Linked DNA regions of Homo sapiens: region 1 is linked to region 2. Evidence: read pairs that join two places in POLR2A ChIA-PET (ENCODE). Cell type or tissue: Panc1. All regions are shown on one strand. Links, peaks and the distances in the headings refer to the core of each region. The heading gives the core; the rest is flanking DNA.

The links. ChIA-PET counts read pairs that join two places held together with the same protein. Peaks named below come from ENCODE experiments on the same cell type or tissue, not always from the same donor. Only the 100,000 strongest peaks of a DNase experiment are listed, where the experiment ranks them.
Region 1: POLR2A ChIA-PET joins it to region 2 with 17 read pairs; 4 of 35 experiments call an interaction of 5 or more read pairs at or near these places.

What each region holds. Positions count from the first base shown.
Region 1 is chr11:18,359,841-18,374,819 of GRCh38, reverse strand. GTF2H1 (general transcription factor IIH subunit 1) reads right to left here. Exons shown (of 15, transcript NM_005316.4): 14 at 14,113-14,205; 15 at 7,775-9,037. The coding sequence ends at 8,951. Among named protein-coding and RNA genes, the nearest start is that of MIR3159, 20 kb to the left of the region's middle. In Panc1, for the core only: no CTCF peak of the experiment used is centred there; no DNase peak of the experiment used is centred there.
Region 2 is chr11:18,223,227-18,239,859 of GRCh38, reverse strand. SAA2-SAA4 (SAA2-SAA4 readthrough) reads left to right here. Exons shown (of 6, transcript NM_001199744.2): 4 at 3,930-4,024; 5 at 7,327-7,465; 6 at 8,196-8,505. The coding sequence ends at 8,358. It overlaps SAA4 (serum amyloid A4, constitutive), which reads left to right and starts at 3,058. Exons shown (of 4, transcript NM_006512.4): 1 at 3,058-3,143; 2 at 3,930-4,024; 3 at 7,327-7,465; 4 at 8,196-8,505. The coding sequence starts at 3,934. The coding sequence ends at 8,358. It also overlaps a transcript of SAA2 not described here. RefSeq lists a silencer at 10,430-10,479. In Panc1, for the core only: no CTCF peak of the experiment used is centred there; no DNase peak of the experiment used is centred there; H3K27me3 peaks cover 961 bases.

The sequences.
Region 1 (14,979 bases), core at 6,980-14,979, 130 kb before region 2:
CTGGAGTGCAGTGGTGCGATCACAGCTCACTGCAACCTCCGCCTCCTGGATTCAAGCTATTCTCGTGCCTCAGCCTCCCGAGTAGCTGGGATTACATGTGTGCACCACCACGCCCAGCTTATTTTTGTATTTTTAGTAGAGACAGGGTTTTGCCATGTTGGCCAGGCTGGTCTCAAACTCCTGACCTCAAGTGATCCACCTGCCTTGGCCTCCCAAAGTGCTGGAATTACAGGCATGAGCCACTGTGCCTGGCCAGGACAATGCTTTTTAATAACCAGAGGCTTTCTATTTTTACTTTTGACACAGGGTCTCTGTTGTCCACCTTACAGTGCATGATCATGGCTCACTGCAGCCTCAACTTCCCGGGTCAAGTGATCCTACCACCTCAGCCTCTGGAGAAGCTGGGACTACAGGCATGTGCCACCACACCTGGCTAATTTTTATTTTTTGTAGAGACAGGGGTCTCCCCATATTGCCCAGGTTGGTCTCGAACTCCTGGTTTCAAGTGATCCGTATGCCTTGGCCTCCCAAAGAGCTGGGATTACAGGCATAAAGCCACCACACCTGACCAATAAATTGAGACTTTTATTTATTTATTTATTTGTTTATTTATTTTTGAGATGGAGTCTCACTCTGTTGCCCAGGCTGGACTGCAGTGGTGTGATCTCGGTTCACTGCAATGTCTGCCTCCTGGGTTCAAGCAATTCTCCTGCGTCAGCCTCCTGAGTAGCTAGGATTACAGGCATGAGCCATCATGCCCAGCTAATTTTTGTATTTTTAGTAGAGATGGGGTTTCACCATGTTGGCCAGGCTGGTCCTGAACTCCTGACCTCAGGTGATCCGCCTGCCTTGGCCTCCCAAAGTGCTGATTACAGGTGTGAGCCATTGTACCCAGTCAATTTGAGACTTTATAAGTAGAAGGCTGTATACTGATGCACAGTAGCTTAATAATTATTGAATGAATCTTGAGGATGAAATAAGAATGGTCATATAGCATGGCAAATATTTGGCAAACAGATCTAATAGATAGTAGATAGTAGTAAACTAACTAATAAGAGTTTCTTTCCCTTGATCTCTACCTCAGCTTTTTACCAATGTTGTTATATGGCAGCCTAAGTCAATAAGCTTTTTTTTTCCCCTCGCTCTGTCACCCAGGCTGGAGTGCAGTGGCGCAATCTCGGCTCACTGCAAGCTCCACCTCCTGGGTTCACGCCATTCTCCTGCCTCAGCCTCCCGAGTAGCTGGGACTACAGGCGCCCGCCACCATGCCCTGCTAATTTTTTTTTTTAGTAGAGACGGGGTTTCACTGTGTAAGCCAGGATGGTCTCGGTCTCCTGACCTCGTGATCCGCCAGCCTCAGCCTCCCAAAGTGCTGGGATTACAGGCGTGAGCCACTGCGCCTGGCCCTAAGTCAATAAGCTTTGAACTGAAGCCTGGTAATGGTAAGTAATAATAATAGAGTCATGAGCCTCATAATGTTTTGGTCAACAATGGACTGCATATACAAGGGTGGTCCTGTAAGGTTATAATACTGTACCATACTTTTACTGTATCTTTCCTATGTTTAGATACACAAATACTCTTGTGTTACTATTTCTTCACACTATTCTGTATAGTAACATGCTGTACAGGTTTATAGCTTCAAATCAATAGGCTGTACCACATAGCCTCTATGTTTTGTAGGCTATACCATCCAGGAGGTATAGCCTACAACATGTTGGGAGGCCGAGGCGGGAGGAATAAGTATAAGTACAGTCTGTGATGTTCATACAGTAATGAACTCATCTAACGATCCATTTATCAGAACATATCCTCATTGTTAAGTGATATATGACTGTAATAGTAATAAATGATAGAAAGAACATTTATTCTCAGAAAAAAAAAGAAAGAACATTTATTGAACGGTCATTTTGAGCCAGGCACTATTCTATATTAGCTCATTTAACCTTCACGGTAAATCTGTAAGTACTACTATTATGCTCATGTTACAAATTAAGAAACTAAAGTCGGGTCGGGGGGTGGTGGTGGCGGGGGGAAAGAAAGAGACAGAGAAAGAAAGAGGGTGCAGTGGCTCCTGCCTGTAATCCCAGCACTTTGAGAGGCCGAGGCACGCAGATTGCTTGAGCCCAGGAGTCCAAGACTAGTCTGGGCAACATGGCAAGAACTTGTCTCTACAAAAAATACAAAAATTAGCCAGGCATGGTGGCATGTGCCTGTAGTCCTAGCTACTCCAGAGGCTGAGGTGGGAGGATTGCTTGAGTCCGGGAGGTGGAGGCTGCAGTGCTGTGATTGTGCCACTGCACTCCAACCTGGGCCACAGAGTGAGACCTAGTCTCTTAAAAAAAAAAAAAAAAAAAAAAAAGAAGAAAGAAAGAGAAAGAAAAACTGAAGCATGGAGAGATAAGTAATCACACAGCTAGCCAGCTAGTAAATGACAGGGCTGGAATTTGAACCCAGGCAGCTTACCTTACATCTTGAGTGCTTCATCATATAAGTTAGACTTCTCTTAATTTATTCATCTGACAAAGAAAATGGATCGCTGTTGTATTTTTTAAGGAAATTCCTTCTTATCTAAGTTATAATTGTGATATGTAACTGTTACAATGCCAAACCACCATATTTAGGACATGCTAACTGAAACCTGTTAGTGACTTTGTTTTGAAGATAAACCCTTCGCACCTATTGAATCAAGTTTTAAGGTTGCTCTCCTGCTAACTCAGCATACTCTAAATGGCTTTTTCTTTTAACTCAAGTTTGATCCCAACTTCTATTTAAAGAAAAAATTTTAAGCCGGGTGCAGTGGCTTGTACCTGTAATCCCAGCACTTTGAGAGGCTGAGGAGGGAGGACTGCTTGAGCCCAGGAGTTCAAGGTCAGCCTGGTCAACATAGTGAGACCCCATCTCTATGAAAAAAATTCAAAAAATTAACCAGTCATGGTGGTGCGAGCTTGTAGTCCTAGCTACTTGAGAGGCTGAGCTGGGAGGATCACTTGAGCCCAGGAGTTGGAGGCTGCAGTGAGCTATGATCATGTGGCTGCACTACAGCCTGGGTGACAGTCTGAGACCCTGTCTCAAAAAGAAAAAAAAAAAGAGCTCAAAATTTGGAGAATGCAGGTCACCACAAAAAAGTGTCTACTAATCAATCTAGTAAAGATGATCTAAGAAAATCAAATACGTACAGGTTTTGTGGGGAAAATGAAGGCACAGAAGAAAGCACTTTTACTTTTCTTTGAGGGAATTTTCCTCCATTTAGGTTTCTAAGGTTAAACAATAAAAACAAGAAGGTGCTGCAGTCTTTCACTGCGTGACTCAGGGGAAGCCTTATCAACATTCATTACAGCAAACACTTGCATAGCACTTGTGGTGTGCTGGACTCTGCTCTAAGTGGCTTATAGACATCTCAGCTATCCTCACAACAACCTATCAGTTAAATGCTACTACTAGACCTATTTTGTAGATGGAGAAATGAAGACACAGATTAAGCAAATGGTTTACAGCTAGTGTTTTAGACAGGTGAGATTTGAACCCAAACAGCCTAGTACCAAAGTATAGCATCCAACAGACACATGCTATACTATGTGTCCACTGCTGCAGGGATGTGGATAAATCCTGTGAAGGGGCTGTCAGAACACTTGACTTACTCTCCATTCCTTATTCTGTAGGTCTAAATGTTCAAGGGCAGTAAGGATATGGTTGATATATGTGAAGTCTTGAAGATGTGTATTCAGCACAGGTATATAACCTGTTCTCAAGAATAACCAGGTGGCCGGGCATGATGGCTCATGCCTGTAATCCCAGCACTTTGGGAGGCTGAAGCAGGCGGATCAGAAGGAGGTCAGAAGTTCAAGACCAGCCTGGCCAACATGGCAAAACCCCGTCTCCACTAAAAATACAAAAATTAGCCGGGCATGGTGGCGGGTGCCTGTAATCCCAGCTACTTGGGAGGCTGAAGCACGAGAATCACTTGAACCCAGGAAGCAGAGGTTGCAGTGAGCCGAGATGGTGCCACTGCATTCCATCCTGGGTGACAGAGCAAGACTCCACCTCAAAAAAAAAAAAAAAGACAAAAGAAAAAGGAAAAGAATAACCATGTGTCAGAAACAGATACAAATGGGTAGGACCAAAATTTACAAGAATTTGGCAGAAATAGGATCACTAATGGATTCTTCTCTAAGGATATGAGCCCCTTTGTTAAGGATTATCTTTTTATTCATTTATTTAGAGACGGGGTCTTGCTCTGTTGCCCAGGCTGGAGTGCAGTGCCGTGAACACAGCTCATTGCGGCCTGAACCCCCCAGGCTCAAGCTATCTTCCCATCTCAATCTCCTGTCTCCTGAGTGGCTGGGACCACAGGCACATGCCACCATGCCAGGCTAATTTTTTTTTTTTTTTTTTTTTTTTTTGTATAAAGGGGGTTTCACCATGTTGCCCAGCCTGGTTTTGAACTCCTGGGCTCAAGGGATCCATCCACCTTGGCCTCCCAAAGTGCTGGGATCACAGGTGTGAGCCACCATGCCCGGTCATTTTCTAACTTTTAAAAATTAAAAAAAAAAAAATTAAGAGGCAGGGTCTAGCTGTCATCCAGGCTGGAGTGCAGTGGCATGATCATAGCTCACTGCAACCTCAAACTCCTGGGCCCAAGTGATTCTCCTGCCTACCTCCTGACTACAGGTGCATTCCACCATGCCTAACTAAAAGGATTATCTTAAAGGGCATGTTCAGGTGCACAGGTATCTCTTTGTTAGAAAAATCTCAGGTTGCAGGTTAGAAAAGAATTTAAGGGCATAGACAAATGTCCAGAAGAAGATGCACTGACCATCACCTCAGGAAAGACTTGGAAGTAAGGGTACAGAGACACTTTCTATTTTATATACTTCAGCACTATTCAAAACTCAGGGAAAAAAAAACCCCACGAATTATGTTTTCACTATATGTATTGCACACACACACATATATATAGCATGCACACACACACACACACACATATGTAACTCCACCCAGGATGGAAAGAAAGTCAGTAGTGGCCACGAGATGACAAGATTTCCAGTCTCTTCTGTGACTTTAATATACACCCAAACAAGGAGATGGACTACTAACTCAGGCTGGTCACTCCTGAACCAGGTTCCAGGCAATACTCCAGTTCTGGACATTTTAATAGCTGAAAATAACTAAGACTCCCCTGGCCTCAAGAACTGGGAGAACAGCTGAGTCTTGAGGGAGCTAAATTGGGAAAGGGCAGAGGTAATCCTAAGGAATCCCATGCAAGTCTTGACACTGGAGACAGCAAACCTAAGTTTGAAACACACAGCTTTCCATTCCAGACACTGTCAGCTCTAGAAAGATGGTATATGCAACAGGAAATCACTTTCTGGATTAAACTCTTCAGACTCGATGAGTGGGGTTACCTTTCTAGTTACAGATGTTAAAACATTCTTTTGTTTTCCATCCTGAAGTGGATTTTACAAGGTACCTCACCCACTTTGTAGTATGTCTAAAGCAGACTAACACTACTGACTTTTTTTTTGAGATGGAGTTTCGCTCTTGTTGCCCAGGCTGGAGCAGAGTGGCTTGATCTCGGCTCGACACAGCCTCCACTTCCCAGGTTCAAGCGATTCTCCTGCCTCAGCCTCTTGAGTAGTTGGGATTACAGGTGCCTGCCACCACGCCTGACTAATTTTTTGTATTTTTAGTAGAGATGGGGTTTCGCCATGTTGGGTAGGCTGGTCTCGAATTCCTGACCTCAGGTGATCCACCCGCCTCGGCCTCCCAAAGTGCTGGGATTACAGGTGTGAGCCACTGCGCTAGGCCACTACTGACTTTCTTTCCAGAAAAGACTCATTCTCCTAAGGCAGGACATGCTGTTGTTACATTATTACATTTTATAGCCCTCAGGGCCTACTAGGCAGACTAATCCCATGATGCGATTTGCCACAAGTAAAGCACAGAATAGAGTCAGGCAGGAATGACAAAGGAGTCAAAGGAAAAACTAGGCAATGGAAGCCTGGGCTGCGGAATAACAACTTGCAACTTCACAGACATCTCATCCCTTCTCCAGACTAGAGAAGCCTTAGGGTAAATCCTAGCTCTGACACTTACTAGCTGTGTGAATTTGGGTAAATTACTTAACCTCTAAACCATTTCTAATCTGTACAAAATCTTGTAGTATCTACTTGCTTCTTCAGTTGTGGGAAGGGAGATACAGCAGAAAAAGTGTTTGGCACAATGCTGGTTTACAGCAGCCCTCAACCATCAGTGGTGCTATTATTTTCCGCAAGAAGGTGAAGGGCCATAAAAGGCCTATACAGCTGCTGAAGTTCATTGCTAAAGGTATCCAAGGCTCAAATATTTCAAGTGCAAGCTAGACATGAAATTCACAGCTATCTCTGTGAATCACCCTTGATTCCTTCACTCCCTGTGAGTTAGTCACATACACTGTAGAAATGCTGTTACTCAGGCCCTTCCTATTTACCAGGACTTCATTTTAATGTAGACGCTTTCCTGTGTGGTTTGTTCAGAAAGTCTTCTAAATCTGTCCTAATTGCCAAGTTATTTAACCCCTGCCTAACCCCCCACCACCAGAAAACCCCCCCATAAAAGCAACTTGCTTAAAACTTTCTCTCAAGTCTCCCATGCCTAGTAGGTAAGGTCTGAGTATTTTACTTTAGCATACAAGGCCATTCACAACCTGAATTAACATGGTTTTCTGAGCCTTACTTGTCACTTCCAACTCTCCAATCTAACACATCTTTCCTGTTCTTCTAACATATTTCAGTCTTTCAAACCTTCTCATCATCATGCTCTTCCCTCAGTCTAGAAGAGATGACTTTCTTCTCTACCTCACAAAATCCTACTCAACCTTCAAGACTTAGCTAAAACGCTCTTTTAAATGAAGTCTTTCCTTCAGGCTTTATATATATATATATATATATATATATATATTTTTTTTTTTTTTTTTTTTTTTTTTGAGACAGGGCTTTGTCTTACTGTCCAGGCTGTAGTGCAGTGGTGTGATCATAGCTCATTGCAGCCTCAATCTCCTGGGCTCATGCAATCCTCCCGCCTCGGCCTCCAGAGCAGCTGGAACTACAAGCACATACCACCACGCCCAGCTAACTTTTTTTACTTTTAGTAGAGATGAGGTTTTGCTATGTTGCCCAGGCTGGTCTTGAATTCCTGAGCTCAAGTGATCCTCTTGCCTTGGCCTCCCAAAGTGCTGGATTACAGGTATGACTCACCATGCCCAGCTTACAACTTAATTTTCAACACAGCACTCAACAGAACATTCTATTTCTTATGTCTGCCTTGCCCAATAGCCACTTTTTTTTATTTCAATCATTTTTCTATTTGCCCCACTGTAGCAGTAACACATTTGAAAGTACTTTGTGAAAGTGTAAATTTTAAGGGATTATACCAGTACATATACTGATCTGAAAGAGAAATGGGAAGACTGAAGGCAGAAAATGATGTGGCTTCTTTCCCTTTACCAGTTCAAGGTCTTCATAAATTTTTCTTTTTTTTTCTGTAAAAAAAGAGATGGAGTCTCACTATGTTGCTCAGTCTGGACTTTTGAACTTCTGGGCTCAAGTGATCCTCCTACCTCAGCCTCCCAAGTAGCTGGAACTACAGGCATGTGCTACCATGCCTGGCTTAGATTCTGACCTTAGCAGTCATTATATGAAGGATAACCAGTTTGTAACATGGCCTAAAATAAAATGAACAGTTCTCAGGCAGCCCACCCAAGGAAATTCACACATAATGAGAAACCAGAGATGTGTTAGAGTTAAAAGGGTAAGTATAAAAAGTTTTACTTTTTTTGTGTAATTTTTAATACAAGACATCTAAAGTCTTAAACATTAAGTTGATCCCATCAGGAACAAAATATGGCACGAAGTTCAGAAACAAGAACATCTTTTTTTTTTTTTTTTGCACTTAGGCTTTTCAGTCACTATGCAATGATTATCGATTCGCCAAGGACAGTAACAGTCAAATACTAGAGAAAAGGAGATAGGAGAAACATCTTTTATTTCTTCTAAAGAGGTGAAAATAAGATTTTTTTAATATTTCTCACTCATAAGATTTTTAAACTCTTAAAAATGCAATATCTTCTTTTCAAAGCACATGCCATCTTAAAAAAATCTTAGCAATGTACATTTGCACTCAAAGAAAAACATGCAGCGCCATTGTCTTCTGACAAAATTCTGCATTAAAAAACCCTATGCGACTTTCTGCAAATATATTCCCTCTTTATTATTCAGGGACTCCAAACCACAAACATTCAGTGCAATATTTATCGTTTCTTATTTCCGTAGGAAACACAGAACCAATGATGTCTTCTGACAACTGTTTCCTGATGGTTGAGCAACAGTCTCCCTTTGCTTTATTTTAAAGTACTTTTTTTAACTTGCTGATGTAAGGTATAATTGGAATTCATTAAAACTTGAGGATCCAATGGAGGGTGAAGAATGAAGGATGGAGGAGGAATACTTAAGGTCTACCCTGTGCCATAAACTTAGGAAAAAAATGTACACAGAAAAAAACGACAACCAAAAAACCTCAGATTTTATCAATGCACCCTTTAAAAAGTGTTTTTTTAATTTCTGAAAGCAGCTTAATGTGAATCAAAAGCAGTTCCTGAGCAACTGCAGTAAACAGTCTTTTAAAATATATATGTACATACACATGTACATATATGTGTGTGTGTGTATATATATATATTTGCAACTTAGCTCATTTGGTTCTGTCTTAATTTACCTCCCCAGCATTTAGTCCCTTCTTTCCTTTCAGTCTCCAATGTGCAAGTACAATAGCATCAGCTCTGGGAGTTGGCGTGGAGCAGATGTTTCTTATCACTCCTGTGAGGTCATCTGCTTGTCTGTCAGGCCAGGTTTCCAGAGTTGCTGCAGGTCATAGTTCTCTCAATCTCACAAAACCTGTAAGCATCATGGCCACCTCACGTTTTCTTCATCAGACGCCGTGACTGCCATGTGTGGAGCTTGTTGTAGGCTGTCTGGAGCATCTCTTCTATGTGACTTACCAACTGAAAAACACAGCAAGACACTTAACAACTGGGCAAAAGCAGGGGAAGTTAATCCTTCCAACCCAAATCTGGCACACACTTCAGAGTGTAGTTTCGGAGCTCCTCTGTATTTCCCCAGTCAATGAGGTAATGTGCAAGCCCTCTGAGAAGGTGCTGTCAGACACATTTTGTGTGGAAAGGAAAGACAGAAAGTAGGGGGCAGTGAAAAGGCTGCGGTTGTAATGGCTGTCCTGTCATTAACCAATAATAGGACAATATGAAAGTCACAATTGTGCTCCAGGCCTCAATTCCTTCTGTCAAACGAGGGGTCTGAACTATATCTGTGATTTTCTAGATTTGAATACTGGTCAGCCAACTAAGGCCAGGATGGTAGTATAAACTTTATTTTATTTTATTTTATTTTTTGAGACAGAGTCTTGCTCTGTCACCCAGGCTGGAGTGCTATGGTGTGATTTTGGCTCACTGCAGCCTCCACCTCACAGGTCCAAGCAGTTCTCATGTCTCAGACTCCCGAGTAGCTAGGATTACAACCATGAGCCACCACACCTGGCTAATTTTTGTATTTTTAGTAGAGATGGGATTTCACCATGTTGGCCAGGCTGGTCTTGAACTCCTGGCCTCAAGTGATTCACCCACCTCAGCCTCCCAAAGTGCTGGGATTACAGGCCTGAGCCACCATGCCCGGCCAGGTTTTTTTTTTTTTTCTTTTTTAAATAGTGGAGATGGACTCTTGCTATGCTGCCCAGGCTGGTCTCGAACTCCTGGGCTCAAGCAATCTTCCTGCCTCAGCCTCTCAAAGTGCTGGGATTACAGGCGTGAGCTGCTGTGCCCAGCCCCGTATATACATCTTGGCAGAACACTGGAAAAATGCCTTATTCTCCTGAAGATTCTGATTCAACAGGCCTGGGATGAGACCCAAGAATCTTTGATTTTCAAAAGCTCCTGCAGTTAATTCTGCATAATTTTGTGAAACAGTTTGCTATTTTTAGGGTTTTTCCAACTCCAGCATTTCAGGAGTTCAATACAACTCAGCAGATTACAGAAAACCTAAATGGTTTCAATGCTTCACACAATGTGCTATGTCATGTCTTGGGTCAGGACTATAGATCTTTGAGTAGATTAAGAATTTTGCCCTCATCATGGACATAGCTAGAAGTCAACAGGATCATATGGAATCTTTTTTATTTTTTTGAGACATGGTCTCACTACGTTGCCCAGGCTGGAGTGCAGTGGCTATTCACAGGTGCAATTTTAGTTTACTATAGTCTCAAACTCCTGATTTCAAGTGATCCTCCTGCCTCAGTCTCTTGAGTAGCTGGGACTACATGTGCATACCACCGCATCTGGCTTATACTGACTTTTGAGGTAGAAGTCTCTGGAATATGTTTCCTTGGAGGTGGACAGTGTTTATGTGTTTAGAAGTAAAGTTTTGCCAAGTCTGGGAGGATGGAGATGGAGATCAGGAAGTCCTAAATTCCTTTGGCATGTCAATGTTTAGGTCTGAGGGGTACAGAGTTAAAAAAATTACCCTTACTGCCATACCTGTTTATCATTATGGGGGATAGTAATATTTAGCTCTGTCTGGAAACTATAAAAATTACTTATTCTGTTTGATGGGCAGCAGTATCTATATTATCAATTGGAAGACATGAACACCATATCCTTCTGCAAGGCTATGCATGGCCTCAGCATCCTTTTCTTTTTTTTTTGAGATGGAGTTTCACTCTTGTTGCCTAGGCTAGATGCAATGGCACGATCTCAGCTCACTGCAATCTCCGCCTCCCAGGTTCAAGCAATTCTCCTGTCTCAACTTCCCGAGTAGCTGGGATTAGGGGCACTTGCCACAACGCCCGGCTAATTTTTTGTATTTTTAGTAGAGATGGGGTTTCACTGTGTTGGCCAGGCTGGTCTCGAACTCTTGACCTCAGGTGATCCACCCGCCTCAGCCTCCCAAAGTACTGGGATTACAGGTGTAAGCCACCGCGCCTGGCCCTCAGCATCCTTTCCAACACAGCACTCCAAGCAGTTATAATCAATTGAGAAGGCACATGACCTGAAACCTATCTGCCATCCTTGCCCTGCTGTGAGAAGACACTCCAAGCTTCTATCTGATTATAAGTAATGCTGTTTTGTATTTTAAGAAAACCCACTTAGAATATTTAGGAAATAAATATGAAAAATCTTGCTGATGATTTTTCAGCTTTCAATTGTAAAACTCCCCTTTTATTTATCCTACTTATTGAATACTGAATCTTAAATTTGTAACTAGAGTCATGTGCCACATAATGTGCATATATGATGGCGGTCCCATCAGATTATAATAGAGCTGAGAAATTCCCATCATCTAGTGATGTCGTAACATCATACAGCAGCACATTATTCACTCGTTTGTAGGGATGCTGGTGTAAACGAACCTATTAAGTAGCCAGCTGTATAAAAGTATAGCATGTACAATTATGTATAGGACCTAATACTTGATAATGATAATGAATATGTTACTGGTTTATCTATTTACTGTATTTTAAAATCATTATTTACGGTGTACTCCTACTTATATATATAAAAAAGTTAACTGTAAAATAGCCGTACGCAGGTCCTTCAGGAGGTATTCCAGAAGAAGGTATTGTTTCACAGGAGATGACAGCTCCATGTGCATTACTGCCCCTGAAGACTTTTCAGTGGGACAAGATGTGGAGGTGGAAGACAGTGATAGTGATGATCCTGACTCTGTGTAGGCCTAGGCTAATGTGTGTTTGTGTCTTAGTTTTTAACAAAAGTTTAAAAAGAAAAAAAAAATTAAAAATAGAAAAAAGGCACCAGGCGTGGTGGCTCACGCCTGTAATCCCAGCACTTTGTGAGGCCGAGGTGGGTGGATCACGAGGTCAGGAGTTCGAGACCAACCTGGCCGACACAGTGAAACCCGGTCTCTACTAAAAATACAAAAATTAGCTGGGCGTGGTGGTGGGTGCCTGTAATCCCAGCTACTCGGGAGGCTGAGGCGGGAGAATCGCTTGAACCCAGGAGGCAGAGGTTGCAATGAGCTGTGATCATGCCATTGCACTCCAGCCTGGGCGACAGAACTAGACTCCATCTCAAAAAAAAAAAAAAAAAAAAGAAAAAGAAAAAATATATATATCTATACGGAGAGAGGGAGAGAGAGAGAGAAAGAGAGAGAGAAAGGCTTATAGAATAAGAATACAAAGAAAATACTTTTGTACAGCTATACAATGGGTGTTTTAGGTTAAGTGTTATTCCAAAGAATGAAAAACTTTAAAAATATTTAAAAGTTTATAAGGTAAAAATGTTATAGTAAGCTAAGGCTAATTTATTATTGAAGAAAAAAAGCTATATTGTAAATTTAATGTAGTCTAAGTGTACAGTGTTAGTAAACTCTGCAGTAGTGTACAGTAATGTCCTAGGCCTTCACATTCACTCACTGAGTCACCCAGAGCAACTTCTAGTCCTGCAGTCCTGCAGGCTCTATTTATGGTAAATGCCCTTTACAGGTGGACCACTTTTTATCTTTTATACTGAATTTTTACTGCAACTTTTCTATGTTTAGATACACACATACCATTGTGTTAAAACTGTTTACAGTATTTAGTACAGTACTATGCTGTACAGGTTTGTAGCCTAGGAGCAACAGGCTACACCATATAGCCTAGAAGTATAGTAGGCTATATAGCTAGGTTTTAAGTACACTCTGTGAGGTTCATACAACAAAACTGTCTGTCAATGAATTGTTTAGAACACATCCCTGTGGTTAAGCAACACGTGACTGTACTATTCTTTCCAAGGTACCTCTGGGAGGGCTTGTATAACTGCACATACAAATGATCTGATGTGGTTGCTCTAACCTTGTTTTAAATACAATGCTAAAAATGCTGGGCATAAAGTGACACTTCTCAATACCTCATCCACTGACTTTCCCCACTGTAAACAATCAGGGAAGCTGATGCCAAATAGAACCCAGGAACAGTTTTGCTTACTATGAGTAGTGGCAATTCTATCTTTCCTTACGCTGCTAGGTTTGTGCTTGCTACTCAGTTTTTCCAAATTAATAAATTAGTAATATGTATTTTTCAGAACATACACATAGATTGTAAAACTTTTTGAGACAGAGTCTCACTGTGTCACCCAGGCTGGAGTGCGGTGGCATGACCTCGGCTCACCGCAACCCCTGTCTCCCAGGTTCAAGCAATTCTCCTGTCTCAGCCTCCCGAGTAGCTGGGACTACAGGCATGCGCCACCATGCCAGGCTAATTTTTGTATTTTTAGTAGAGACAGGGTTTCGCCATGTTGGCCAGAACTGGTCTCGGAACTCCTGACCTCAAGTGATCAGCCTGCCTTGGCCTCTCAATGTGCTGGGATTACAGGCATGAGCCACCGCACCCGGCCAGATTGTAAAACTTTTCTAAGGGAAAGCATGGAGATGGTTATCACAAATGCTTTGGTTAGTCATGACCTCTGGAGGGGAAGAGAGAGTGGTATGCAACTGGACAGGGGCACTCAGGGAATATCTATGGGTTATGGCAACATTCTACTAATTTTCCTGATTGGTGAGTAAACAGACAGTTATTTTATTATTTAAAAAATATGTATGTATTTTATATACTTCTGAATGCATGACACATTTCAATATTAAAAAACAGTACTTTGAGCAACAGAAAATAAAGTATTGGCCGGGTGCAGTGGCTCATGCCTGTAATCCTAGCACTTTGGGAGGCCAAGGTGGGCTGATTACCTGAGGTCGAGTTTGAGACCAGCCTGGCCAACATGGTGAAACCCCGTCTCTACTAAAATACAAAAATTAGCTGGGCGTGGCAGCATGCGCTTGTAATCTCAGCTACTCAGAAGGCTGAGGCAGGAGAATCGCTTGAACCCAGGAGGTAGAGGTTGCAGTGAGCTGAGATGGAGCCACTGTACTCCAGCCTGGGCGACAGAGTGAGACTCCGTTTCAAAAAAAAAAAAAAAAGAAAATTAAGTATCTACTCATTTACATGAAAGCAAAATCAATTTCATCATTTTACTACAAAGAGAAAGAAGATCAGGCAAAAATCAGATTGCTGCCTTACATTTGTGCTTAAATACTGTCTCCGAATCTTTTCTTGGAATGGACAGAGCTTCGTAACTTGGAATCGTTCCAAATTACTTTTCATTTTCACTACCTAAAAAAGATGAGAAACAATAAATTACAGAGAAATCTCAAGCTGTAGAGACCAACAGAAAAACAATCTTCTACATATGAAAGTTACTTTTCTTGTAGAATTTTTTTAAATGTAAAAATAAAATAAAAATATACCAATTATATCACATTGTTAACCCTTCAATGTGAATATCTTTCAGTCATAAATACTCATTTGGCCAGACGTGGTGGCTCACGCCTGTAATCCCAGCACTTTGGGAGGCCGAGGTGGGCGGAACACAAGGACAAGAGATTGAGACCATCCTGGCTAACATGGTGAAACCCCGTCTCCGCTAAAAATACAAAAATTAGCTGGGCGTGGTGGCACACGCCTGTAGTCCCAGCTACTCAGGAGGCTGAGGCAGGAAAATTGGTTGAACCCAGGAGGTGGAGGCTGCAGTGAACTGAGATCACACCACTGCACTCCAGCCTGCCGACAGAGTGAGACTCCATCTCAAAAAACAAAAACAACAAAAAATCCCAACTCATTTAAATAGTCACTCATTCATTTATTCATTCATTTAGAGACAGGGTCTCATTCTGTCACCCAGGCTGGAGTGCAGTGGCAACATCATGGCTCACTGCAGCTTTGACCTCTCTAGGCTCAGGTGATCACCTGAGCTACTTTTCATAATTTTTGTAGAGACGGAGTTCTGCCATGTTGCCCAAGTTGGTCTCAAACTCCTGAGCTCAAGCGATCTGCCTGCCTTGGCCTCCCAAAGTGCCCGGTTTAGTGGCTCATGCCTGTAGTCCCAGC
Region 2 (16,633 bases), core at 1,013-9,012:
TAACAAGACCATGGCCTTTGGAACCTGTGCTAAGAGGCATGGATGAGCTCCCTCAGCATGTGGATGGAGACTGAAGAGAGGTCTGAAGGCTCAGTGTGGTGTCTCCATTCTCTAAGAAGTTTGGAGGAGAAGCTGGATACAGCAAAACAGACTGAGAAGGAGCAGCTGTTGGGAAAGGAGGAAAACTAGGAAAGCATGGTGTTCCAGAATCCCTGATGGAGATATTGATTAGTAGTATCAGATTCTGCTTAGCAGTTGAGGAGTTCACCTTTGGCTTAAGCAACATGGAGTCATTGACTATCTCGTGAAGGTGGTTGCAGGAGAAGGTCTGGAGAACTAAATGGAGCAGTGATAAGAGAGAATGGGAGATGGTATGATAGGACTCCTGGACACCCCAGACATCAATCAAAACACCACAGACAAGAAGGTGTGGATACAAAAACTAGCAGTTAGAAGAAATAATAGAAAATGAACTCCAACTACTTCTGAAAAAAAAGTAATGAGGGCAATTAATACATTGAAGAAAGCCTCAATAAGTACAACAGTGTAGTACTGACTTATATATAGAAAAAACCTGATCAGTGGAACCAAATCCTCAGAATTAGACATAAGTGCATATGAGAATTTTGTATGTGATAAAGGTTGTATGTTAACGTATTAAGTAAAAGACGGACTATTCAACAAATGGGATTGGTACAACTGGGTGACCATCTAAAATAACATCATGTTGAAAACATACTGTATATATTACGGTAGGACAAATTCCAAATATGCTAAATATTTATAAACAAATAAGGAAAATGATAATAATAATATTAACATTATCTGGTGAATCCATGGAAAATTCTTTTATAGCCCAAAGTAGGGAAAGCTGCAACAACAAGGATGGAACTGGAGGTCATTATGCTAAGTGAAATCATTCAGGAACAGAAAGACAAACATCACATGTTCTCACTTATTTGTGGGATCTAAAAATCAAAACAATTGAATTCATGGAGATAGAGAATAGAAGGATGGTTACCAGAGGCTGGGAAGGGTAGTGGGGAGGGGGGGAGTGAGGGGAGGTGAGGATGGTTAATGAGTACCAAAAAAATACTTAGAATGAATAAGAGCTAGTATTTGATAGCACAACGGGGGACTATAGTCAGTAATAATTTAGCTGTACATTGTAAAATAACCAAAAGAGTATAATTGGATTATTTGTAACACAAAGGATAAATGCTTGAGGGGATGGATACCCAATTTTCCATGATGTGATTATTGCGCATTGCATGGCTGTACCAAAATATCTCATGTACCCCATAATTATATACACCTACTATGTACCCACAAAAAATTTTTAAAAAGGAATGAAATAAAAACATTTGAGTTTAAGAAAACCACAAAAAAACAAAGTAGGGAAAGCTCTTCAAATACTATGAAATTGAGAAGACAACTAAAGAAAATATTAATAAAGACAAGAACATAAATAATTTCTTTGGCAGAACATAAGCCATCATAATCAGAAGATAAATAAGCTGGGAAAAATATTTGTAACTCATATCCTAGATAACATACTCATTTTCCCTGTATATAAAAAGTTTCTCTAATGTGATAAATAAAAACACAATAAACCAGTAAAAAATGACTACTTTGATATGAAGGTATGAATTCACAATTCCTAGAAAATAGAAATAGCTCTTAAACATGTGGAAAGATGTGAAACCAAAATCATAATAAGAGAAATGTAAATTAAAATTACTTTGAGTTTTATTTTACTCACAATTTCAAAGACCAAAAAGTTTGAGAGTATACTGTGTGAGAGACAATGTGGAACCAAGTTCTTTCACTCATTTCTGGTGGGAGTAGAGATTGATACAGCCCTCATGGAAGGCAATTTGCAACATATAAAAATTTATAAAATCTAGGGCCAGGGACGTTGGCTCATGCCTGTAATCCTAGCACTTTGGGAAGCCGAGGTGGGCAGATCATTTGAGGTAAGTGGGTCGAGACTAGCCTGGCCAACATGGCGAAATCCCGTCTCTCTTAAAAATAGAAAAATTAGCCTGATGTGGTGGCATGTGCCTATAATCCCAGCTACTCAAGAGGCCGAGGCAGGGGAATCTCTTGAACCCCGGAGGTGGAGGTTGCAGTGAGCTGAGATCATGCCACTGCACTCCAGCCTGGGGGACAGAGTGAGACTCTGTCTCAAACAAACAAACAAAAAATTTATAAAATCTGATACTTTTTCACCATGGAGTTTCTTCTGTAGGAATTTATCCTAGAGATATATTTGTACATGTGCAAGAGACATATGTACAAGGTTAATAAATGCACCATTATTTGTAATATCAAAAGGTTAATAACTGTCAAAACAGCCATTAATATTGTATAAATTATGGTCCATCCATGCAATGGAATACTGTGTAGCTGTAAAAAAAAAAAAAAAAAAAGCAACAAGCCCGACATGGAAAGACTTCCAATAAATAGTAAGTTTAAAAGAAAGTGCAGAATAATACATATTTATATGAAAAAAGAGTTTTTATGCCTCAAAGGCCTTCACCCTTGATCTTCTGGTGTTATTCCTGTCCTTGTATTCTCCCAGAATCATTACCTCATCCCATGAATGGTACAGTCAAGTCTTGCTTGTTCTGTGTCCTTACATTCTTTAGAGAGAAGTCACAAGAGACAAGCAAACATCTCTTTTGCTAATAATATTGATCACTTCCTACAGCATAATATCTATGTGCAATTTTTTGGGAAGACCTCCTACTAAACAGTTAAGAATGGAAAGACACAAAGAGAAGAAAGTGGAGAAAGACCTCTGTCTTCCCACACTGGATTTTGCAAATACAACTCTTCTGTGATACAGGAAACTAAAAAGAGGGAAAAGTGGCAATTAAGAAAAACTGCCAGAAAATAAATACCTTGATGACCCAATTTGGAAAACTACTTCTAGATAAGGAAACACTATTACCCAATATGTTAATTTTTAAAATACCCAAAGAATTGAGCAAAAAGGACTTTGGCAAGGCAGGTTGTTGGATTTAAAACCGTTCTCCCATTAATGCCAAAGCCAGCAGAGGTACCAACTATAGCTCCACGGCCAGAAGATACCAGCAGCTCTGCCTTTACTGAAATTTCATCTGGAGAAAGGTCCACAGGTGAGGTTTCTTCCAAGGAGTAATTTCTCTTATTTGACTCTTTTGAGATCCTTTTCTCACATAATTGTCAAATTTCAATTGGAGAGAAACTGTGTTTTCTACCTCATTACGGGGTCAGTGCTGAGGAGAGTAGGAACTCAGGAAATGCTTCTTGATTGACTTTAGTCTGCTGTATTGGGTGACAAATTGACCACAGACCAAATAACACGTTGGAATCCTCTTATTCTTTCTAGAGATCTGGGCTGAGAATTAAGGGTTTATGCTTCTTCTTAAAACCCGTTTCAATCTTTCATGCAGTTATGATTCTCATACAAACAAATGGAAATGGGGAATTAGTCTTTCAAATTCAGTCCTTTGGCTGGCACAGTGGCTCATGCCTGTAATCCTTTGGGAGGTTGAGGTAGGAAGATTGCTTGAGGCCAGGAGTTCGAGACTAGCCTGGGCCGAACATACATACCAAGACCTTGTCTCTACCAAAAAAAAAAAAAAAAAAATTAGCTGAGTGTGATGGTGCACGTTTGTAGTCCTTAATACTCAGGAGGCTGAGGTGGGAGGATCACTTGAGCCCAGAAGGTCGAGGCTGCAGTAAGCCTTAATCATATCATTGCACTTTAGCCTGGGCAATAGGAAAAAAAAAAGAAAGAAAGAAAGGGAGGAAAGAAAGAAAGGAAGGAGAAAGAAAGAAAAGGAAAAAAAGAAAGAAAAAAAGGAAAGAAATTCAGTCCTCAAAACATAGATCTGTGTTTTTTTTTATGATCCTCTGCCCCTGTCTTTCTTTCTCTTCAGCACAATGAGGCTTTTCACAGGCATTGTTTTCTGCTCCTTGGTCATGGGAGTCACCAGTGAAAGCTGGCGTTCGTTTTTCAAGGAGGCTCTCCAAGGTAAGAACTCTGGAGGATGGAGGGCACATACCCAGGATTCATTCTGAGCAGGGGCCACATACTCACTGGATGTGAGTGCTCCTTAGAGAAGCCACACAGAGGTCAGAGCAGGAGTGTGGTTTTCTGTATCTGTTTCTTCCTCTAGGCTGGTCTGATTTATCACCCTCCCTTGGGGTTTCCAGACGAGAGGTTAAAGATGCTTTGGGCCCAGCCTGTACTCTTGGTGTAGAGTGCAGAAGGATAAAAACTTCCAGGGGGTTATCTCCCACTGCGGAAATTTACAGATGGCAGATTTCTCAGGGCATGATGTTTATTTAGCTCATCCACCTCAGGGAATATACTGAGTTCACAATTATACTCCAAGACTGAGACATGCCTAGCAGAGAGTAGAGAAATCCCATCCTGTACCCAAGCAAATGGCCAATGCTTGGGATGCAGAGCTTATGAAAATTAAGCCCTAACTTCTATCCATAAATAAAAAGAGCAAATTTCTACTGATTAGCCACAGGAGGGCTGAGATACGGCTGGGAAACTGACTTCTGCCATTCTGGATGGGAAACGAATCTTATTGACTAGCTGTTAAAATGGGAAAACTATGTTTGTCAGGTTATGCAATACTTTGAACTTCATGTGTTGTTATTAATTTTGTAGTTGAATTTTTTGTAATTTTTCAATTGAAATTTTATAAATTTTCATTTTTTCTGCATTTTGTGCTTTTAAAAATGATATTCTATAAATAGTTTTTAAAAAGTTTTGGTAGCATGTACTAAGTTTTTCTGCACATAGTAGAGAATATCTTTTCCCTTAGGTCAGTGTATTTCAGAATTTGTTGTATGGTCCACCAGCATTTAAATCGGCCGGTGTTTGTTTTAAAAGTACACTCTGAAGCCTCTTCTCATAGTTACTGAGTCAGAATCTTAGAAGTGAAGTGGGACTAGGAATAGCATTTGAAAAACTCCCCAGGTTACTTTAAGCACAATGCCAATGAGAACAACTGTCTTGGGTTTTTCTGTCACCCAGTGACAGAATCTGTCAGATGCTTGGAGAAAACTCTTGCTAGTAGATCTGGAAAACATAGAATGAACATAAAGCATGCATCAGAGAAAGGACAGTCATGCCATGCCAGAGATAAACTATTTGACAAAATTACAGACACAAAATAATACATGAAGTTAGTGAGAAATATCCCTTAGAACACAGTACCTAAGTAACAATTAAAACTATTTATCACAGCTTTTCTTTTTTCCAAGTGAGTTGGTTTAAAGAACTTGGTAACACGTAAACCACAGCAGAACTCAAAAATATTTATTGATTGAACAACACAGGCACTGATAGACATTTTCTATAGCTCTTCCTGGCTTAGACCTGTTTCAAACATCTATTTTTCCACTAATCTTTTTAAAAACTTTAAAATGATATATAACTTACATATAGTACACAGTATAGCTTGATGAGGTTTTTACACATACAAACATCCATATTACACCATCAGATCAAGATGTCAAACATTTCACACACCCCGGATGGGTCTCTCATGCCCTCTTCCAGTTAACAACCCTCACGAAAGGTAACTCCTATTCTTACCTCTATCATTGTTGATTAGTGTCCCTGTGTTTGATCTTTGAATAAAAGAAATCATACAGAATATGTCTTTTGTATCCGGCTTTGTTTCACTCAACATTACGACATACTAATATACATGACAGCATTTGTCATGTGTATTAATATTTTGTTCTTTTTCATTGCTACATAGTATTCCATTGTATACTGATATCACAATTTATCCTACATTATTGGATAATTAGGCTTTTTAAAGTTTTATGCTATCATGGCTAAACCTGTAATAAACATTGGTGTACATGTACTTTAGTGTACATAAGCCCTCGTTTCTGTTGTGGGTATACACTCAGGAATGGAAATGTAGAGTCATAAGGTATAGTCATGTCAATTTAGCTTTCGTAGATACCAGCAAACAGCTTCCCAAAATTGTACCAATTTACACTTCCATGAACAATTACGAGAGCTGGGCATGATGACTCACACTCGTAATCCCAGCACTTTGGGAGGCTAAGGCAGGAGGATCACTTGAGGCCAGGAGTTTGAGACCAGCCCGAGCAACAAAGTGAGACCCCATCTCTACCAAAAAAAAAAAAAAAATTAGCTGGGTGTGTTATTAGGTGCCTGTAGTCCCAGCTACTCAGGAGACTGAGGTGGGATGATCACTTGAGCCCAGGAGATCAAGGCTGCAGAAAACCATGATCACACCACTGCACTCCAGCCTGGGTGACAGAGGGAGACTGTGACTAAACAAAACAAAAAACAAAACCCAAAACAATTATGAGAGTTCCAGTTGTTCCACATTTTTGCCCACAATTTATATTGTCAGTTTTAAAAATTTTTATCATTCTGTTGGGTGTATAGTGGTATCTTATTGTCACTACTGCCCTTCACTAATAGGAACAGGAATCCAATTTGCATCAAGTATTCCAATATGCTAGGCATTTTATGTATGTTACCTCATTTTATCTTCTCATTTAGTCCACCAGGGAGGTAGGTATGATTCCCCCCAACTGAAGAATGTGGAAACTGACACTTAATTGTCAGGGCAGAGAGTTAAACATTTACATTCATGCCCTTCATGATAAGTCTGATTATCCAGGTCCTATGAAGCTCTCTCAGGTCATTCCACCTCATCACGTACTGCCCATTCCCTCGGCTTTCTTGTGCCATTTATGCCCATAGCAGTCAGATTTATTCAAGTCCTAGTTGTCCTCACTCAGCTGGTAAGGATGTATTTTTCTTATGGGCTATGGTAGATGTGCAGCCCCCTCCTCTTCTCACCAAGTCCCTTGTAATGTCCCTGGATCTTACATCTGTAGTACTATTCTCCATTGTGACATTCCTCACATGAGCATCCCCTCTTTGTACACAGTACACACAGACCCATGTAAGATGTAGCCCAGGGCATGACAACTGCCAACCAATTCAATTCAATGTAATCCATGGAAAAGCATTCCTCACATGAGCGTCCCCTCTTTGTACACAGCACACACAGACCCATGTAAGATGTAGCCCAGGGCATGACAACTGCCAACCAATACAATTCAATGTAATCCATGGAAAAGCACCTTCCTTACAGTTACTCAGGGAAGCTGTTCACAGGAAGTAATGTTTATCTCCACGTATGATTTCAAAGGATTATTTTGTCAAGGGCCAAAATCTGGAAATCAGTGGAAAATGTTCATTTCTACATTTCTCCAGTATGTCACTGGGTTCATTTTTGTCATTTTTTTTCTTTCCAGGGGTTGGGGACATGGGCAGAGCCTATTGGGACATAATGATATCCAATCACCAAAATTCAAACAGATATCTCTATGCTCGGGGAAACTATGATGCTGCCCAAAGAGGACCTGGGGGTGTCTGGGCTGCTAAACTCATCAGGTAACACAGATTCCCGGGGACTCCAGTGAGAGGCCAGCAGTGCCTATCTGTCTTGAGAGTCAGGAGAACCTGTGGCTCTTTCCCCTCCTCCACATACTCCTGGGGTCTGGGTGGCTGGCAGAGCCAGAGCAAGGCTGGTGAAGACATGTCTCCTTTCACCCACAAGGGAAAGTAAGAACTGAGGAGAGGTCTTGAAAGCACACTGTTGCAGGGGCTGGGTGCAGGGGCTCACACCTGTAATTCCAACTCTTTGGGAGGACAAGGTGGGAGGATCTCTTGGGCCCAGGGATTTAAGAGCAGCCTAGGCAACATAGCAAGACTCTTATCTCTACAGAAAATAAAAGAAATTAGCCAGGCGTGGTGGCATGCACCGTAGTCCCAGCTACTCAGGAGGCTGAAGTGGGAGATCCCTTGAACCCAGGAGGTCGAGGCTGCAGTGACCCATGATTGAGCCACTGCACTCCAGCCTGGGCAACAGAATGAGACCCTGTCTCAAAAAAAAAAAAAAAAAAAAAAAAGGGAAAGCACTCTGTTGCAGAGCGCAAGTATCAGTAGACTTAGGCCTTTGCCCAAGAAGATTGATAGTTTTCTTCCCCTTTCCTTGAGTTTTCCAGCCTCCTCTCAGTCATTACTTGGGTGGGAGAAGAGGAGGGAGTTAGCAGGTGGAGCTGTCTCAGGTGAGCAGGTGAGTCAAGAGATTAATCTCCTGTCTCCTTTCTTTGGGTTGCAGCCGTTCCAGGGTCTATCTTCAGGGATTAATAGACTGCTATTTATTTGGAAACAGCAGCACTGTATTGGAGGACTCGAAGTCCAACGAGAAAGCTGAGGAATGGGGCCGGAGTGGCAAAGACCCCGACCGCTTCAGACCTGACGGCCTGCCTAAGAAATACTGAGCTTCCTGCTCCTCTGCTCTCAGGGAAACTGGGCTGTGAGCCACACACTTCTCCCCCCAGACAGGGACACAGGGTCACTGAGCTTTGTGTCCCCAGGAACTGGTATAGGGCACCTAGAGGTGTTCAATAAATGTTTGTCAAATTGAATTTGTTGGTGGAAACTGGGAACATTGAGGCAGACTTTCTGGGAAGAATGGTCATCTGAGGCCATATGGAAGATAAACAGCACCATGGCAGATGAGCCTGTGACTGAGGGGGACCAAGGACTCCCAGCTGGCCTGTAACTATGCAGGCTCCTCACATGACCCAAGCCAAGCTTCTCTGGTCATTTTCGGCCCCAGCTTCCCCTCCTGAGTAAGCCTAAGCCGGCAAAGCACTGACCATCATCCTGGGCTTCTGAGTGGCTGGAGTCATGGCTCTGGCACAGCCCTGGGCAGTCTTCCATCAGTCTCCTCTGTATCTCAGATTGGACTTCTACCCCCAAATTCCCACTTCTTCTTCAGGGCCTCACAGTTTATTTTGTTGCAGTTTCCAGGCCTCTCTGTATACAGACTTTGTACTGCCCAATTCATTGCATCCTGTCCACTCTCTGCCTCTAGGCCTTGTCCCCCAGTGAGCTCTTTCCTTATGGAGAAGGTACATTGTGGGCTGAGTGTGGTGGCTTATGCCTGTAATCCTAGCCTTTTGGGAAGCTGAGGCAGGAGGATCGCTTGAGCCCAGGAGTTCAAGACCAGCTAGGCAACATAGTGAAACCTCATCTTTACTAAAAACCAAAAAAATTAGCCAGACATGATGGCATGTGCCTGTATTCCCAGCTACTTGGGAGGCTGAGGCTAGAGTACTGCTTGAGCCCAGGAGGTCAAGGCTGTAGTAAGCTATGATCACTCCATTGTACTCCAGCTTGTATGACAGAGTGAGACCCTGTCTCAATAAAAACAAGGTACATTGCTTAGAGAAGCCTAATCCTAGGAGTTCTATCCTAGAAACTGCTATCTTGGACTCTGGTTTCTTTCTTTCTTTCTTTTTTTTTTTTTTTTTTTGAGACAGAGTCTTTCTCTGTTGCCCAAGCTGGAGTGCAGTGGCACGATCTCAGCTCACTGCAAACTCTGCCTCCTGGGTTCAAGCAATTATCACACCTCAGCCTCTGGAGTAGCTGGGACCACAGGTGCGCACCACCATGCCCGGCTAATTTTTGTGTTTTTAGTAGAGATGGGGTTTCGCCATGTTGGCCAGGCTGGTGTCAAACTCCTGGCCTCAAATGATCTGCTGCCTTGGCCTCCCAAAGTGCTGGGATTACAGGCCTGAGCCCCTCTGCCTGGCCGACTCTGATTTATCTCTTATCAACACCCGTGCCTCCCCTGACTCAATTTTTAATTTGTCCCGCTCATTTTACCTAAGGAATGACTCTCCTGTTGGTTTTCCTTATCTTTATTCTCTTTTTTTTTTTTTTTTTTTTTTTTTTTTTTGACAAAATCTCCCTTTGTCAAACAAGCTGGAGTGCAATGGGGTGATCTCGGGTTACTCAACCTCCGCCTCCCGGGTTCAGGGGATTTTTTCACCTCACCCTTCCGAGCAGCTGGGATTACAGGCATGGGCCACCACACCTGGCTAATTTTTGGGTTTTTAATAAAAAAGGGGGTTCACCATGTTGGCCGGGCTGGGCTAACTCATGGGCTCAACTGGCCAAGGGTCTGAAAATGTAGGCCTGAACCACTGCACCTGGCCGGCATTTCGTTGGCTTTTAGTTCAAATAAAATTCTACTTCCTGTCCTAAAGGGGAAGTGAGATATGTAGATAGACAACACAGTTTAGTAAGAGCCTCAACAGAAGCACACACTGGTGGCAATCCAAATTTTGCTGGGGTATGGGAAGTCAGCAAATAGTAATTAGAATAGCTGCCATTTTTAATTGCAATTGCAAGACTGTGCCCTACAGTTTAAATACTTTATCTGATTTAAGCTGCAGAGAAGGCTTTGATGTTCTCAGCTGGATAAACTGAGGTTTAGAGAGGTTTGTGTTTAGGACCTTCTCCAAGGTCACATATGTAACAGGTGCAGAGCCAGGACTGCAGGCTGGTTTGTCTGACTTCAGAACCTGTGATACACTGAACAAGGCCAAGAGGTTCAGCAGTGGAGACCCCTTTCTTCTTCGTGGATCTCCAGCACTTGGTTTAAATGGCCAGGTGAGCCCTTATGCTTGGGGAAATGTCTGACTTGTTTGAGAACAGGCACCATATCTTGTTCATCACTGCATGCTTAATGCCTAGCAGGGTCCAGGCACTCAGTAGTTGCTTTCTGAATTAGATTATCCCATTGAAAACCTACACTTCAACCCACATTACTCTTCACTCTTGCACATTGTCTTCTTCCTCTTAATAAGTCAAACTTGTTGAAAGTATTGCCCATCTACACACCTTCTGATTCTTCACTTCTGATCATATGTTAACCCACTCCAGCCTGGTTTCTGTCCCCACAACTTCAGCAAAATACCTTTGTCACCACTGACCTCCATGCTGCCAAAAACAATGAACATCTCTCTTTTCTCATATCAGTAGCTCTGTGAGCAACATTCAACGCAGTTGCCTTCCCCTTCCTTCCTGATATATTTGGTCTCTTGGCTTCATAATACTACTCTTTCCTTCATCAGCTCTAAGTAGCATAATATTACCCTCTACCTCAATTCTCCTTTATTTCCTTAGCTGGGACTTTTTTTATCTCCCCAAACTCTGTGTTCTTCAGACTTGGCTCTGGGCCCCCATTCTTTATTTCTCTATGCTCTCTTTCACAAGTCTAAATAGTACTTATATGTGGATGGCTTTTAAAATTATATCTCCCCCTGCAAAACTCATTTCTGAGCTCCATGCTTGTACATCCAACTGGCTACTTGACATATCTACATAGCTGGCTTCCAGATATCTCAAACTTAACGTGTCCCAAAATGAACTCGGGTTTTCCCGTCAGAACTCTTCACACTCCAGGTTTCTCCATTTCAGTTAATGACATGGCCATTCTCTCTGTTCCTCACACCAGTTAGGGGAATGTGTTGATGCTTCCCTTCACTTTACCCCCACATTCAATCCGCTGGATGTGAACTTCCAAAGTTCATCTCTAATCCATTGACTTCCTCTCATTTACACCCTCATGCTCCTGGCTACATCATTTCTCATCTGGGGTACTGCGGTAGCCATCTAACTAGTCTCCCCATTTTATTTTATTTTATTTTATTTTATTTATTTTATTTTTTTTGAGATGAAGTCTCGCCCTGTTGCCAGGCTTGAGTGCAGTGGCACAATCTCGGCTCACTGCAACCTCCGCCTCCTGGGTTCTAGCGATTCTTGTGCCTCAGCCTCCTAAGTAGCTGGGACTACAGGCGCCTGCCACCACGCCCAGCTAATTTTTGTACTTTTAGTAAAGACGGGGTTTCACCATGTGGGCCAGGATGGTCTCAGTCTCCTGACCTCGTGATCCACTGCCTCGGCCTCCCAAAGTGCTGGGATTACAGGCGTGAGCCACCGCGGCTGGCCGATTATTTAGATTATTAAAGGTCACTGCAGTCCCGTTTCAAGCTCCAATATCATGTCTGTTTTAAAGCATCCTGCTCCGCTATTGTTGGCTAGATTGTAGTGGGAGTGCTGGGAGGGGTGACGGTTAGAGACTCTTTCCCTGCTCCTCTGGCACCAGCACCTTAGAGAAGGGTGGGGATAGTCTAGTTCTGAGATGTCTTTCTATCACACTTCTCAGCCTCAGGATTGGGAAAGGGGAGAGATGTAAAGGAGGGGGTAATCATTTTGGCCTCACCCTGGTTTGATGTGCTTCTAACTGATGCTGATATATATTCTCTACTGATGTGGAGGTCTCTACTGAGATGGTGGTCAGGGTTCTTCCTGATGTGAAATCCAGCTCCCTCAGATATGGGGGTGGAACTGCCCAGAGAAGAACAGCTGTATCTACGACTGGTCCTGAAAGTGGTCCTTGTTCCAAGCCCCCTCTCTGGGTAAGGTTTACCTTACCTGGCCCAGCCACTGCTTTTTCCCTAACCTCAGTGGTTTTCTCAATAGACCCACCAGAATGGCTGAGGATCTCTTCTCTTCCTGCCCAGGGGTGCAGAGATCAGAGTTGGGTAAGAAGTCACCCCATCTTCTTTTTAGGCATATTCCACCAATACCTCTTCAAGCTCTGCTGGCCTGGGCTACTCCATCCTTCAGAAATCCCCAGATGAGAAGCAGGCACCAGAATGTTCACACATGGTGAGCTCTCTCAGGAACTCACCACACTCCCCTCTGCTTTGATGGGGGCACCAGAATGAGCTGGCAGTTTTTGCAGCTCAGTATGCACCCAGCTGGGAAGGCATTTTTCTTTTCTTTGTATTTATTCATTTTTAATGTTTTAAAAATTCAACTTTTATTTTAGAGACAGTGGGTACATGTACAGGTTGGTCTACATATATTGAACCCAGGTAGTAAGCATGGTACCCAAAAGGTAGTTTTTCAACCCACTCTCCCCTCCCTCCACCTCCTAGTAGTCTGCAGTATCTATTGTTCCCATGCTTATGTCCATGTGTGCTCAATGTTTAGCTCCCACATATACATGAGGACATGTGGTATTTGGTTTTCAGTTCTTGTGTTAATTCACTTAGGATTATGGCTTCCAGCTGCATCCATGTTGCTACAAAGGACATAATTTCATTATTTTTTATGGCTGTGTAGTATTCCATAGCATGTATGTACCACATTTTCTTTATCCAGCCCACCACTCATGGGCACCTAGGTTGATTCCATGTCTTTACTATTGTGAATAGTGTGGCAATGAACATATGAGTATGTATATCTTTTTGGCATAATGATCTATTTTCCTTTGGGTATACACTTAGCAATGGGATTGCTCGGTCTAATGGCAGCTCTGTTTTGAGTTCTTTGAGAAATCTCCAAACTGCTTTCCACAGTGGCTGAACTAATTTACCTCCCCACCAACAGTGTATAAATGTCCCCTTTTCTCTGCAGCCTCATCAGCATCTGTTGCTTTTTGACTTTTTTTTAATTTTATTTTATGTATTTGTTTACTTTTACTGAGACAGGGTCTCACTCTGTCATCCAAGCTGAAGTGCAGTGGTGCAATCACAGCTCACTGCAGCCTCAAACTCCCAGGCTCAGGTGATCCTCCCACCTCAGCCTCCTGAGTAGCTGGGACTATAAGCATATGCAACTGCACTTTGCTACTTTTTTGTATTTTTTTTTCCCAGAGATGGGATTTTGCTATGTTGCCCAGGCTGGTTTTGAACTCCTGGGCTCAAGTGATCTGCCAGCCTTGGCTTCTCAAAGTGCTGGGATTATAGGCATGAGCCATCACGCCTAGCCTGACTTTTTAATAATTGCCTCTGGCTGCTGTGAGATGGTATCTCATTGTGGTTTTCATTTGCATTTCTCTGATGATTAGTGATGTGGAGCATTTTTTTGGTATGTTCGTTGGTCACTTGTATGTCTTTTTTTGAGAAGTATCTGTTCATGTCCTTTGCCTGTTTGTTTTTTGCTTGTTGATTTGTTTAAGTTATTTATAGGTTCTGGATATTAGATCTTTGTTGGATGCATAGTTCGTGAATATTTTCTCCCATTCTGTATATTGTCTGTTTACTTTGTTGATAGTTTCAAAGAAAATGAAATACCTGGGAATATAGCTAACCAAGGAGGTGAACAGTCTCTGCAAGGAGAACTGCAAAACACTACTGAAAGAAATGAGAGACGACACAAATAAATGGAAAAACATTCCATGTTCATGGATTAGAAGAATCAATATTGTTAATATGGCCATACTGCCCAAAGCAATGTACAGATTCAATGGCATTCCTCTCAAACTACCAATGTTATTCTTTGCAGAATTAGAAAAAGCTATTCTAAAATTCATATGGAAGAAAAAAAAAGAGCCAAAATAGTCAAAACAATCCTAGGCAAAAAGAACAAAAGCTGGAGGCATCACATTACCCAACTTCAAACTATACTATAAGGCTGCAGTAACCAAAACAGCATGGTACTGGTACAAAAACAAACACATAAACCAAAGGAGCAGATTAGAAAACTCAAAAATAAAGCTGCACACCTATAACCATGTGATCGTCAACAAGGCTGACAAAAACAAGCAATGGGGAAAAGACTTCCTATTCAATAAATGGTGCTGGAATAACTGGCTAGCCATATGCAGAAGATTGAAACTAGCCCCTTACTTTTCACCATATACAAAAATTAACAAGATGAATTAAAGAGGTCAGGCGTGGTGGTTCATGCCTGTAATCCTAGCACTTTAGAAGGTGGGCAGATTTCTTGAGCTCAGGAGTTCAGCCTGGGCAACATGGCCAAACCCGTTTCTACTGAAAATACAAAAAGGTAACTGGGTGTGGTGGTGCATGCCTGTAGTCCCAGCCACTCAAGAGGCTGAGGCAGAAGAATTGCTTGTACCTGGGAGGCAGAAGTTGCAGTAAGCCGAGATCAAGCTACTGCACTCCAGCCTGGGCGATGGAGTGAGACTCTGTCTCAAAAAAAAAAAAAAAAAAAAAAAAGATGGAGTAAAGAAGTAAAGATTTAAATATAAGACTCATACAATAAAATTCCTAGAAGAAAACCCAGGAAATACCCTTCTTGACATTGGCCTTGGCAAAGAATTTTTGGCAGAGTCCCCAAAGACAATTGCAACAAAAACAAAAATTGACAGGTGGGATCTAATTAAACTAAAGAGCTTCTACACAGTGTTCTTCTTTTCCTCTCTGAATCCCAAATCTATATGAAGAAATCACCAGTCTCCACAAACACTGTACTCCCCACGGACTGACAACCGTGCTCTCTCCCCCATTCCTTTCCTCAGTCTTCTCCTTATATGGACTGGAGGGTGCAATGGGGATGAGGAGGTGGTTGGTTGCTGAAGGCCTACACTGCTACCTCTTCATAAGCCTTGGGGGCTTATGAGATCTGGCTCTACTTCTTGGATGTTCTCTCTACAATGTGGGGTACTTGGAGCTTCTTTGGTCTCAGCTGTGGTCAGAGGGAAAAAAAATATTACTCAACAGCTTGTTTTCCAAACTTGGGTCAAAAGCAGCCATCTTGCAATCCTCTAACTTACTAGGTTCACTTTTTACAATCTCTAATTATGGGAAAAAATCCAGGTCCATTCTCAGAGAACAGTATGCTTTATTTCAAACCACATTGTTTAAAACATATTTGCAAAAACTCTAGCCGATGACCTACTTGTACCTTTGGTGAAATGGCTGAGGGAATTTACAGTAACTCTAGGCTGGGCTCTATGGGCCTTGTTCCTGCATGATCTGACCTGTGGCAAGTGTGCAATGCACTGTGATCTTTGTTTACTCCTGTTTAGGGTTGGACTTAGTACTGTCCAAATAGTACCATGCTTCTCTTTAACACAAAGTCCTCAATCTATTTACCTTTCTGGTAAAGATGCTTGCGAAATTCACTCATCCATTTATTTATTTATTTATTTAACATGTATTTAATGAACTCCTAGTATTGGCAGGAACTCTTCTAGACCCTGGGAATACAGTAGGGAATAAGGCAGAGAAGACTAGTGCTCTCATGCAGCTGATGTTTCACTGGAAGAGTTATTATCAAGCTAGTTGATGTAATTGAATTACATTATGTTGTACATGTATTTGTATATATGCTATACTGCTGCCAAGTTTAGGTTGCAGCTATATAGCATTTGGTTAATAATCCCAACACTTAATCCTATCAGACCAGATTTGAATTTCAGCTTTGTCATTGACTCTGTGGTAGCTAAGGGCATGACATGAAAACATGCTTATGTTAAATTGCCAAATGAAAACGTGGACTATAAAATGGTAGATATTGTATCACTTGGTGTTTATGTATTCATATATCTATAAACACTTAGAAAATAGATTAGAGACCAAGTATGAAGATTCTACAGTGGTTCTCCTTACCCCTCCCCCAGCCTTGGCTGATGAAATTAGTATTGCTTTTTATTTTTATCCTTATACTTATTTTGTATTTTTCAAGTTTCCATCAGTGAACATGTCCACTCAGCTAAGACTCGTTCAACCGACCTATGTCACGGGCACCTTCGCAGGTACTGAATATCCATAGTGAAAAACCCAACTACACTGTTCCTGTCCTGATTGGGATTCCAGTGTTCAGACAAGGACAAATAACAAATATTTTATTTATAATATAGTTTAGAGTTTATAACCCTCTCTCTTTTTCTTTCTCTCTCTCTTTCTCTCTCCTTCTATGGACTAGAGGGTGCGATGAGAATGA